3 separate regions of the Homo sapiens genome follow, and regions 1 and 3 are each linked to region 2. A link is a contact called in ENCODE Hi-C or POLR2A ChIA-PET data. All regions are on one chromosome and are shown on one strand. The core of a region is the stretch at or near the end of the contact, and the rest is flanking DNA. Distances in the headings are between cores, read along the strand shown. Region 1 overlaps CDH1 (cadherin 1). Region 2 holds the start of CHTF8 (chromosome transmission fidelity factor 8). Region 3 holds the start of NFAT5 (nuclear factor of activated T cells 5).

The links. Hi-C counts contacts between places; a loop is a spot of excess contacts on that map. ChIA-PET counts read pairs that join two places held with the same protein, here RNA polymerase II (POLR2A). Pooled maps may share reads with other maps.
Region 1: a map with no recorded cell type shows a loop between it and region 2 (5-fold over the local background). The contact joins the enhancer-like site here to the promoter of CHTF8 in region 2. A Hi-C loop is called at or near these places in 6 of 37 single-sample maps with no recorded cell type and 8 of 50 pooled maps. POLR2A ChIA-PET finds 5 or more read pairs at or near these places in 4 of 52 experiments (activated B cell, activated CD8-positive, alpha-beta memory T cell, activated T-cell and 1 more).
Region 3: a loop to region 2 is called in a map of gastrocnemius medialis, with 22 times the contacts of the local background. The contact joins the promoter of NFAT5 here to the promoter of CHTF8 in region 2. A Hi-C loop is called at or near these places in 4 of 168 maps with a recorded cell type or tissue (CD8-positive, alpha-beta T cell, gastrocnemius medialis and naive thymus-derived CD4-positive, alpha-beta T cell) and 12 of 50 pooled maps. POLR2A ChIA-PET finds 5 or more read pairs at or near these places in 3 of 52 experiments (Panc1, T-cell and activated naive CD8-positive, alpha-beta T cell).

The regions. Positions count from the first base shown.
Region 1 is chr16:68,758,906-68,763,137 of GRCh38, forward strand. All of the region lies in intron 2 of CDH1 (cadherin 1), which reads left to right. Among named protein-coding and RNA genes, the nearest start is that of CDH1, 24 kb to the left of the region's middle. RefSeq lists enhancers at 1,852-2,011, 2,042-2,091, 2,102-2,151. Within about 2 kb of position 1,911, at least 7 of the 41 ENCODE cell types and tissues checked have a DNase peak (open chromatin) inside an H3K27ac peak, as active enhancers do.
Region 2 is chr16:69,130,613-69,134,278 of GRCh38, forward strand. CHTF8 (chromosome transmission fidelity factor 8) reads right to left here and starts at 1,976. Exons shown (of 4, transcript NM_001039690.5): 1 at 1,872-1,976. DERPC (DERPC proline and glycine rich nuclear protein) reads right to left here and starts at 1,976. Exons shown (of 3, transcript NM_001002847.4): 1 at 1,872-1,976. It overlaps UTP4 (UTP4 small subunit processome component), which reads left to right and starts at 2,037. Exons shown (of 17, transcript NM_032830.3): 1 at 2,037-2,077; 2 at 2,846-3,006. The coding sequence starts at 2,848. RefSeq lists silencers at 1,556-1,705, 1,726-2,085.
Region 3 is chr16:69,563,593-69,567,326 of GRCh38, forward strand. NFAT5 (nuclear factor of activated T cells 5) reads left to right here and starts at 2,374. Exons shown (of 15, transcript NM_138713.4): 1 at 2,374-2,782. The coding sequence starts at 2,710. It overlaps MIR1538 (microRNA 1538), which reads right to left and starts at 2,276; the gene lies at 2,216-2,276. RefSeq lists enhancers at 442-1,338, 741-880 and silencers at 2,000-2,379, 2,099-2,275, 2,570-2,839, 2,860-3,169.

The sequences.
Region 1 (4,232 bases), core at 661-3,160, 370 kb before region 2:
CTGCCTCAGCCTTCTGAGTAGCTGGGATTATAGGCGCCTGCCACCATGCCTGGCTAATTTTTTCTATTTTTAGAGAGATGGGGTTTCACCATGTTGGTCAGGCTGGTCTCAAACTCCTGACCTCAGATGATCTGCCCCTCTAGCCCTCTCAAAGTGTTGGGATTACAGGTGTGAGCCACCGTGCCCAGCTAATTACATTTAATTAATTTATTTTGAAAAATACAAGGTCTCACTGTGTTGCCCAGGTTGGTCTCAAACTCCTCGGCTCGGGCAATCCTCCTGCCTCAGCCTCCGACAAGTGGTGGGATTACAGGGGGCACAGTGGCTCATGCCTGTTATCCCAACACTTTGGGAGGCCAAGGCAGGAGAATCGCTTGAGCCCAAGAGTTCAAGACCAGCCTGGGCAACATAGCAAGACCCCCATCTCTACCAATAATAATAGTATTGTTATACAATGACCACAATAGTCGTTGCATTCATTTATTGATTGAGTACTCAACTGTTCATGTATGATCTTGTTTTTTTAATCCTTGCATCAACTTTAGAGTTAGGTACTATGGCAATTCCATTTTCTTTTCTTTCTTTTTTTTTTTTTTTTGGTTGAGATGGAATTTTGCTCTGTTGCCTGGGCTGGAGTGCAATGGTGCGATCTTGGCTCACTGCAACCTCCGCCTCCCGAGTTCAAGCGATTCTCCTGCCTCAGCCTCCCAAGTAGCTGGGATTACAGGCGCGTACCACCATGCCCAGATAATTTTTGTATTTTTTAATGGAGACAAGGTTTCACCATTTTGGCCAGGCTGGTGTCAAACTCCTCACCTCAGGTGATCTGCCTTGGCCTCCCAAAGTGCTAGGATTATAGATTATAGGCGTGAGCCACCACGCCGGGCCTGACAATTCCATTTCCAAATCATAAACAGAAGCTTCTACAGCTAGGGGAGCTGGGAAGGAAAAGTGTGTACCGCCCTGGCTGGCTTTTATCCTTCCTGTGCTCAGCGGCTCTATTTCTAAGAATGTTTCCATTCTAGATCCATCACTTTGGCCTAGAAAGGAGCCTCATGCCAAGGTCCACCCATGCAGCCCCTAAAATCCCCTTTTCCACCGTGCCCGGCTGAGTTTTTAAAATTCTAGTTTTCCACAGATGGAAATGTGAACTGTCTTGTAAAGTATTCCATATATATATATTTTTTTTTTTTTTTTAATTTTTTTTTTTTGAGATGAAATCTTGCTCTTGTCCCCCAGGCTAGAGTGCAATGGTGCGCTCTCAGCTCACTGCAAGCTCTGCCTCCCGGGTTCATGCCATTCTCCTGCCTCAGCCTCCTGAGTAGCTGGGACTATAGGTGCCCAACACCACGCCCAGCTAATTTTTTTTTTTTTTTTTTTTGCATTTTTAGTAGAGACGGGGTTTCACCGTGTTAGCCAGGATGGTCTCAATCTCCTGACCCCATGATCCTCCCCCACTCAGCCTCCCAAAGCACTGGGATTACAGGCATGAGCCACCACGCCCAGCCCTTCTAAAGTATTTTAAATTCTAGTTTTCCAAAGATGGGAATGTGAATTGTCTTGTAAAGTATAACCGTCTCCTGCCCCTCCTTTATAACAGGCCTTGGAGAATTTTGCCCCTCCTTTATAACAGGCCTTGGAGAATGTTTCTCCCCCATTCTTTCTCTTTAATCTGGGCAAGGTGTCTTTATTAATAATATCACAGACCACCACACACACCTTGAGGTTTAGTTCTCTTCCGCACAGTGTGTGAGTGCCTTCTGTGTGCTCTGTGTCAGTTACCAGCCTTGTTTCCAGGAGTTTGGAGCTGACCCAGGGGTGATAGAAAACACTGGGATGCCAAGTCGTCAGACAATGGGCTCATTTAGAATTCAGGTGGGGTGGGACTGTGTGGGCTGGGTCAGCTGGTGGAGCTTCCCCAGAGTGGGGAGGCCAGGGGGAGTCTGGGATGTGGGGTGGTATGTGAACAGGAATACGGGGAGACTCTCAGCCTCTGTTGTTGGCTGAGAGGGGGATGCCCCAAGCCTAGAGAGGTGGGGGCGGGACCTCCTGTGCAGAGACTGGGAGACAGGAATATGACAGATGGTATATTTGGATGGTGACTCAGATAGGTCAAGTGAAACTGAACTTCCGGTCCTCGAGTCACACAGGAGGGTAGGGGCTGTGAGAAAACTCCCTCGTTGGTTCTTCCTACAGGGCCTTTGAGGCAGACAGGGCTCAACAGAGCCTGGCAGGACTGCAGAAGGACAATAGTGTGGCTGGTTGGGTGAGGCCCTTTTGGCCTGAAGGCTAGCAAGCTGGGAGAACTTGGAGAACCCGGACAGCAGGTCCTCTGCCCTCCCGCTGCCTGGGGCAGCCCTTGGAGAGGCCTGAGTGGTCTAGGCTGATACATCAGGCTTGGGGCAGCCCCGCTGGGCTATCCCATACCCTCTCCCCTGCCCCCACATGTTTATCCCAAATCCCCTTCTCCTCAAGCTTGCTTCTAGGTGCCCATCTCACCCATCCTACCCATCCATGTGTCTATCCTCCATTCGTTTGTTCAGTAATGATGGAGGGGCTGTTATGCGCCAAGCACTGTTGTGAATGGCGGACACAGAGACCCAGACACATATGAATGTCCCCCATCATGGAATTTGTATTCTCAGGTATTGCAGGGAGCAGGCAATAAACATAATCAATGTGCAAAATATTTAGAGCACTGAGTGGAGACAGGTGTGTAGGAAAGATGAATCGGAATGGAGCATTGCTGGGAAGTACTAGGGTGATCTGAGAAGGCCTCACTGAAGGGGGACATTTGAGCAAAGACCCAAGAGAGGTGAAGGATCAGGCCATGTGACTAGGTAGGGAAGGGTGTTCTAGACGGAGGGGAGGGCGTTCTAGATGGAGGGAACAGCAAAGACACACCCCTGACACTGAGCAGAAGGGCAAGGTCAGTGATCAAGGGGCAGGGGCTGGCAGAAGGGCAGAGGGGGTGGCAGCATGTGGAGGGCCTTGTACCCATCACCAGGACTTTGTCTTTCACTTGGGACTCCTCTGGTCCTTTAGCCCAGATCCACCGGCTGCCTCCTCCTGCCAGTTCTGCCTCCCCTCTCCATTCTGGGCAGTGGAGCCTGATGGTTAGTAGCATGGGCACTGGCCTGCCTGCTCAGGTTCTGAGCTGAGCACAGAGGTCTGGGCCTCCCCTGGGCTTCTGCTCCATTTGGCCCAGGGTGGGGCCATGGACTCCCATTTCCAATGGCGCTGCTGGCTCTGGCATATTCTGACCCCTCCACTGGGGACACCTCCCAGTGTTCCTTGCCTGGCTCATTTCTCTCTCAGGGCCATCTTCGTTGTTGCTACCTCTAGGAAGCCTTCTCTGATCCTCATCCCCAAGGCCTGTGTCGGGATACGTCCTACTCCTTCCCTTTGCCAGTTGGGATCCCCTGGGTTCCTTTATGCTCCCCCACCAGGCTGGGTACTTGGGAAGTATTCGCAGCCCCCAGCATTAAGCCTGGCATGTAGTTGCCACTCAGTGAGTAGTTTGATGAGGGGCTCTTTGCTGTGGGAGGATTAGGCTGCAGGGTTACCCCATAACCCCCAGTGGAGGTGACTTATGTCCATCTTTTGGGGACTTTTGCAGTGAGGGAGTGCATTATAATGGAGAGGAGGAAGCCAGATTCCTAAAACTTTCAATCACATTTTGCTCCTCTCAGAAACAAAAACAAAACAAAACAAAAACACAGGCCGGGCATGGTGGATCACGCCTGTATTCTCAGCACTTTGGGAGGCCAAGGCCAGAGGATCACCTGAAGTCAGGAGTTTGAGACCAGCCTGGCCGACATGGCGAAACCCAGTCTGTACTAAAAACATAAAAATTATCCGGGCGTGTTGGTGGGCGCCTATAATCCCAGCTACTTGGGAGGCTGAGGCAGGAGAATCGCTTGAACCCCTGGGAGGCAGAGGTTGGAGTGAGCCAAGAGTGAGCACCACTGCACTCCAGCCTCGGCAACAGAGCAAGATTCCGTCTCAAAAAAAAAAAAAAAAAAAAAAAAAAAAAAAGCCCCAAACCAGCTGAGCTTAGATGGATCTCTCTGGCCATCTTTTTAAACAGTAAGGGACCTTTAAAAAGTTTGATTCCTCTCTTCCCCACAGCAAGGCTATTTGCTTCCTGAAGATAAATCAATTGTAAAAAGTAGCTTAATTTAAAGCGTTCAATTCCCCTGCTTTTTACATTGAGGAGAAATTATGGTGAC
Region 2 (3,666 bases), core at 726-3,225:
TAAACACCTATTTTGAAAGGCTGTTGCAAGAACGAGTAATGAATGTAAAGCTTTTAGCACATTGTCTGACACATGGTAAGCCTTCAGGGTCAAGCTATCGATTTCCCAGAGAAAGGTGGCATTTTCTTAGTATTCATCAAATAGAATGTCTTAATACTACACTGTGTTAGCATATTAATGTTTATAACGGACTAAAGCATTCTACGAAAGCAGCAGGTCATCAGAATAAAATCAAGTTTTCATAACAGTAGAATTCAAACATGGCAGTTGTGGTTCACCAAACTGCTTCAGGGATTAAGTTCTGGAAGGTAATTTCTCTAAATATGATGACTATGTCTCTATGTGCCTTTCTACCAAGTGAACAACTCAGAACGTTTTACATACAACCGAATACAGATTATTTTTATTTGTAGTGTTATCGTGGTTTTGTAACTGAAGGGGACAGGTCTATACTTTTGAAGGGGATCTTGTCTCTTGAAAGGCTTATGTTACTAAGTCTAAAATCCTGTTTCCAAATGAGAATCTTGCTCCCCTCCAAAAAGGGGCTTATGGAGGGTTGGTGGAATTGAATGCTTCCAAACTTTACATTAGTGAAGTGTGTTCAAAAACGTGTGTGGATGCTATGCATACACGTGATACTTCCCATCACATTTTAGGATTCCCACGTTGGAGGGAATCAATTACTGGTATTTGTAGCAATGGGTGGAAAAGATGGCTTCAGTCGATCTGAGTTACTGCAGTTTTCTCCATCTTCTGCTACTCTGCAGCCCCATCTTAGCCTGTCCTCCTCTTAATGGTACGGCCCCCTGTACTCCCCCAAACCCTTTCCTTTCTAGCCCGGCGTAGAGTCTCCCTCTGTGCTCTTCCTCCCACCCACCCCCATCTTCTCCACCCACTCCCTCTCGGCCCCCTCCCACCCTTTCTGCTAGAGCTACAAACACTTCCTATTTCTAGTCCCACCCACTTTCTGGGACTTCTCAATCCGCTTCCCCCCTCTTCTCCACCCCCCTCCAAATTACAAGCTGTTTTAACCCCTTTTCCTGCCTCCCAGGGAAACTATTCTTTAAACCGCCTTCCTCCACACCACCCACTGGAGTGGTCTTCCAAACCGTTCACCCTCTTCCCAAAGATTACTCTTTAAACGTCCTTTCTCTACCACCCTCGTTCTCCAAATTGTTCCCGGTTCTCAAGTACTCCACTCCTCCAGGACCCCACCCCACTCGTCTCTCGGCTTCCCTCCCACAAAAGAACCTGGAATGACTCTCCAACCACCCTTCCAATTACCTCTCCCAGAAGCCTCCCCCCTCCACGATTACAAATGTTACCTGGAACAAAACCTCACGGTCCTAACCCCCACCCCGAACTCCCCTTTCTGCTCTTCCCGCTACTTCCTAGGTTCCAGTTCTACTCCGCTCCCGCAAGCATAGCGGGCTGGGCTCCCTCCCAACCCCGGGAAGAGCCCCTTCCCGCACGTACCTCGAGATTCCGGCCCTCGCCGCCCCCTTCTCCGTCCTCCGCCCGCGCTCGGCCACCCTTTCCGCCCTTCTCCCGCTCCGCCCCGCTCGCTCCCTTCCTTCCCTCCGCCTTCCGTCTCCACACCGCTCCCTTCCCCCACACTCCTGGCCCTCCCACCCCGGAGGCCCCTCCGGGCTTGCCCCCACCTCCGCGCCGCCCTCCCGCCGCCCTCCCCCTTCCCGGCCACCCCTCCCCCGCCCGCGCTCCCCGCCCCTCGGCTCGCCATTCTTCTCTCCGAGCCGCGCGCCCCGCCCGGCCCCGGCTCCCTAGCTTCCCGCTCCCTCGCGCCCTCGCCCCCAATCCCGGCTCGGCCCTCGCTCCCCGCAGCCTCCCGTGCCCCCCGCCCGCGGCCTGACCTGCAATGGCGGCCGCCGAGCGCGGCGCCGCGCGGCCAACGGGCGACAACCGAACCTCCCGCCGCCGTCGCCGCCGCCGCGAGCACTGCCTGCGCACTTCCGACTATGCGCCAGGAGCACTTCCGGGGCAGAGCCTGAGAGCGCGCGCGCACGTGGGGCCGGGGCGGAGAGAGGCGAGCACCGGGAAGGGGAGCGTGGGGCCGCTGGTGAGTTGGGGAAGGGGCGTGGGAAGCGGCTGCGAGAGCTGGGGGGGTCTTACAAGGTGGCCGGCCCAGGGTCGGCGTCCGGCTGAGCTCCTTGTCCCGAGGGTCTCCTTGTCCCGAGGCGGGGTGGGGGCTACTCTGTAGACTCGGGGAGAGGGAAGGGGAGGCGAAGACCGCGCGCGCCTCAGACGCCCCGGCCCGACCGAACGCGCTTGCTCTGTCTGCGGGTTCCTAACCTTGAAGCTAGGCCAGTGAGGGGCGAACAAGACCTGGTCTCTACTCTCGGCCAGTATATATGTTGGCGGGCGTCGGGGGGACGGGGTAGGGTAAGTGACAGACGTCAGACCAGGCAGCCAGATTAAGTCAAACCCTGTCGTTTCTTCCTCAAGAGGAGCTCGGTTCTGCCTGCCCCATCAGCCTCACTGTCACTACCTCAGTTTAGGTCTGTTGTTTGCAAACTTAGCAATAGAGTTGAGGAGAGATGCTTGCTAAAATGCGGATTCCTAGGCGCCCCGAGATAGGAACTCTGGAGCTATGGAGTAGGACCCTTTTTGATTTTTTGCTGAAGCCTCCTTATTATTCAAGCCATTCTGAGCTTTTGAAGATTGAGTAATTCTTGTGGGGGGCATTGTTAGCAGCCATTTGGAAATGAACTTCAGGGAGATGTTGTTGGAGCCTTCCAGCCAGAACAGTGATATTAAGGAACTGAATACTATATGTGACATACTGCAGTTAACATATAGCAATAATGACTCTCTTTTCGCCCCCTAGGAATGGGTGAATTTAAGGTCCATCGAGTACGTTTCTTTAATTATGTTCCATCAGGAATCCGCTGTGTGGCTTACAATAACCAGTCAAACAGATTGGCTGTTTCACGAACAGATGGCACTGTGGAAATTTATAACTTGTCAGCAAACTACTTTCAGGAGAAAGTAAGTCATTTGGGAGTCTGATATGGTGTTTTGATGTTAATTTCTTCTGAAGTTCAAGAAGCTTGTATGTCTTTTATAATCAAACTGATTGAGTGACTTCCTAGCCCCTCTGAAGTTGCTTAGAACTACCAAACTTCTGAGATCTCCTAACTGATAAGAGAAGCTCAGTTTCAATCTGTGTAATGTTGATTAGAAGGGTCCTACCTAGAAATGTGACATCTCACTGCCTGTCATTGGAAACTGAGGTTTGCTGGATCTTTTGGACACAGGAAGGGAAATTGTTGGTATATCAGTCTCAACACCATTGCAGCTTTGGTAAGCAAAATTTCCTGCAGGGAGTATCAGTACTGTTTCATTGTCAATTCAGAAAAAATGATAACACGTTTTAATATCAGAAACTTTTTGGTGATGTGGGAAGATGGATTCCAAAGTTCATCTGTCTGAGAGAATGTAGACCTACATGTCTACATTTGGGAGTAAAGGAGATTTAAAATTAGGTAAAATGTCCTTTGGGTGTATGCAGAGGTCTATTAGTCCTTTTTCTTCTCCCCTCCAAGGGCACTGACTAGTGATTTTCTTCGGGTGCAACATCTTAGTTCATGTTGAATGACTGTTATGTACTGGGTGCTGTGATATAAATGAGTAGATGGGCAAATGAGT
Region 3 (3,734 bases), core at 1,124-3,623, 430 kb after region 2:
CTACTAAAAATACAAAAAATTAGCCGGGCATGGTGGTGGGCGCCTGTAACCCCAGCTACTCAGGAGGCTGAAGCAGAAGAATCACTTGAACCAGGGAGGCAGAGGTTGCAGTGAGCCGAGATTGCACTGCTGCACTCCAGCCTGGACAACAAGAGTGAAATTCCATCTTAAAAAAACAAACAAAAAAGAGAATATATCTCTGTAAGAAGACAGGTGCAGGGGGTGGGAGTGGACACTGATTTTTCAAATACCTATTTAGATATAATCCGTGCTTAATGCAGGACCTAATGAGGTAAGTGAGGCCTGAGCCCACAGAATCCCTCTCAGGGAATTCGCAGTTTAGGTCAAGCCACACTTTGGTGGGCCTCTCTTCACTTTGCTCTTACCTAATCAGGGGAAATCTGATTAACATATACAACAAAGCCTCAACGGGGAATAAAAAGGTCACAAAAGGGCAGAGAAGGATTCACAGAAAAAGGAAGAGGCCTTGCCAGTTCTTGACTAGTTAATTAGGGTCAGAACCGTACTGGGGATTTCCTATACCCTAAGTTTGTTAAGTGATTACATCGGTCTGGGGAAAAGGGATCTGCTCAGAGTGATTCAGTCAACTTTCTTAGTATCGGGTGGTGAATCGCATTTCCTCTCTGCTACCCTGTATACTGACTAATGGGTGGCGTATGGGGGGTCTCCAAGAGGTGTGTTTACTCCAATTCAGAAGCTATAGGATTTCAGTAGGCCTTGGCCTGTTGGGCAATGTGAGGTTTCAATCTTTCTCTCTCAAATGAGTGGGGCTCTTATCAGTTATGAAGGGACTTCCCTTGGGACTTGTCACGACACCATACAGCAGAGATGGCAATTTGAGGGCAGTTTCTTGTTCTGCTTTGCCATCTTGGGGTGGCTCTGAAAAGCTTTCTGAACCTCCGACAAAAGAAAAATGTTCACAGGATTGATTACTACACACAATTCAGTGAAGACAACTGGGCAACCTGAATCAAATGTTGAGATGAAAGATAGGTGAGCTCTGATGACACACGTTTAAATTCTAGGTCTACAGGTAAAACTTTGTAAAGGGCCTTGCCTCAGCGACATCTGTACTGGGCCCTCCTTTGCTGAGAGCTTCTTACCCCAACCCTAGCACTCCAAGTCCCGAGAACTGCTCAATTTCATGGGAAAAAGTCTCTATAATTATATATATATGTATATATGTGTGTATATATGTATGTATATATATGTGTGCATATATATACACATACACATATTACAACAGACTGATTTTCATGAGTTGTAACTATCCTTGTAGATAAAAAACGAAACCATTCGAATAGCTTAAAAACCATGCCCACGTGGCTACTGGCATCAATATTCCACACAAGATTAAAATTACTTCCCAAGATGCACACCCTGCACTCCAGGTAATATTTCAATAACTTGATTAAAAATTTCTCAGAAGTCTATTAGAATCAGAAAACGCTCTGCGGTGTGGGTGAGGATTTTAAATTTTTGCAACGGAAACTTTTGGCTCCACGAACAGAAAAGCAAGAGCAAAAACTCAGTTAAATGCGTTCTTCCTCCATCTTTGCCTAGTCCAAAAGGAAAAAAAAAGAAACAGAAAAAAGAAAAACTGTTTGGAAGAGTAGCGTTGAGGTTTGCTTTTTACCTGTTTTTCCTCTAGAACAGCCAGGTGGATTCACATGATCCAATTTTTTAATTGTCTTCTATGTCCCACTCCGAATAACCCGGATGCCCCAGCACAATCAGAGAGATCGTTTTTTTTAAAAAAAATTTCAGCCTCCAAAGGTAGGAGGGGAGTGTTAGGGGAGAAAGTACTTTAATTAAAAATCAATAACTCGAGGTTTTTGGGATACGGTTTGCCATTTCCTAATTAAGAAATGGGTTTGACAGTCCCTTTGTACACACTGCTATGCAAACCCCAAAGGGTTGGCGGCTGTCCGGGCGATGACACTCCGGTCCCCTGCGAGACCCCGGGCCAGCCAGGCCCGTCCGCCGCCGGCCTCTGGGGTCCGTCCCCGGCTCGCGCAGACCTCTCGCTTCTCTCGGCTCTGTCTCCTGCGCTCAGCTCTGCTCGGGGCCGGCCGCCTCAGGCTCGCCGCCACCAGGTCGTTGCAAATACCTTTTCCCTCCCCGGGGCCCCAGCGCGCGGCCACCTCCCAGCCTCCCCCCCTCCCACCCTGGCAGCGGGGCCCTTTCCCGGCTCAGGAACAGCAGCAGCCCGGGCCGCGCCGGCAGGAAGCGAGGCCCATGTTGCTGCTGTTCCCTGGCGCGCCTCCCCGCCCTCCGGGGGCCGCCACGGCTCTTCCGCGCTCCCGGGCACCCCCCTCCGCGCCTGCGCTGTGCCCCACGGGGGCGGGGCTCAGATTCCTGTCAGCGGCGGCGGCGGTGGCGGCGACCGTCAGTTTTCGCTGAGGAGAAACACGAAACGGACCCTTTGGCTCTCCCCCTTCCCCTTCCCCGTCCTGAACCCCTCTCCTGGTCACCGAGAATCAGTCCCCGTGGAGTTCCCCCTCCACCTCGCCATCGTTTCCTCGGTCCTCGGCCCAGTGGAAGTCACTACCCTCGAGGAGGAGGCAGCGGCAGCCGCCCTCGCGTCGCCGCCCCCGGTTCGGTGCCCGCGGTCCCGGAGAGGAGGTGCCGCCGCCACCGCCGCTCCCCCCCTCCCGCTGCCCTCGGGCCGGGCTGGGTCGAGCTGCGATGCCCTCGGACTTCATCTCATTGCTCAGCGCGGACCTAGACCTGGAATCGCCCAAGTCCCTCTACTCGCGAGGTGAGTCAGGCTGTGGGGGGTGGGGCGTGGGGGCGGGGAGACAGGGAGACAGGGAGACAGGGCCAGGGGAGGCGAGGGGTCCCCGTCCCGCCGGGGGCGGCTGAGCCGCGACCCCCATGGCTTCTTTGGCCGGAGCGGGCAGAGGCCGAAGGGATCGGGGTGACGGTGGAGGGGGCGGGCGGAGCAGTGGCGGCCCCTCCCCCGCGGAGCCGCCGGCCGCTCGGGGCCCAGATTCCGTCGGCCCCCGGGGCTCTGCGGCACCGGTCGCTTCTAGCCGCTCTCAGCCCGTCCGGCCCCGCCAGGCTCCGCGAGCCGCCGGCCCCGGCCTCCCGGGCTCGGGGATGGCCCCAGACTGGGCCCCGCGCTGGGGCCACCGCGATCGGGGCGCCGCGTCTTCTCTTACCGGGACCCTCCTCCCCAGCAAAGTTGCCCCCAAGCGGGCGGCGTGGCCTGGAGCCGGTTCTGAGTGCAGGGTCACCATTTTCCTCCCTTTCCAGCTTGTTTTTGCGCCGTCGTTCCACCCCCTCTCCCTCCGGCCTAGTCCACTCCCTCCCCATGTTGGGACAGCCCCCCTCGACCAGGCGTTCTTCCTTTCCTCGTCATCTTCTTGCTGGAAAGGGCCCGATGGAAAGGGCCCGAATTTTCTTTTCTTTTTTTTTCTCTTCCCACCTCCGTGGCATTCTAATTACTTCTCCCTTCTCCTTTACAAAGATGGGGGTGCCCTCTCTGGATTGGTTTTATTCCTCTCCTCTCCCAGGAGGACCAGCCCAGGCACAGACGCTGTCCTTTGAGAATTTTCTCTGCTTTTCCGTTCAAGGGCTGGTTGCAGGGAGGGAGCTCAGGCAGAGACTTTTCATTTAAGAACTCTTTTGGCTAAGGCCTGCAGGGGATTCCCAGCATCTGAAATATTAGCACTGGAGCTGATCCCTACTCAGGTGAAATTCCTTTACTG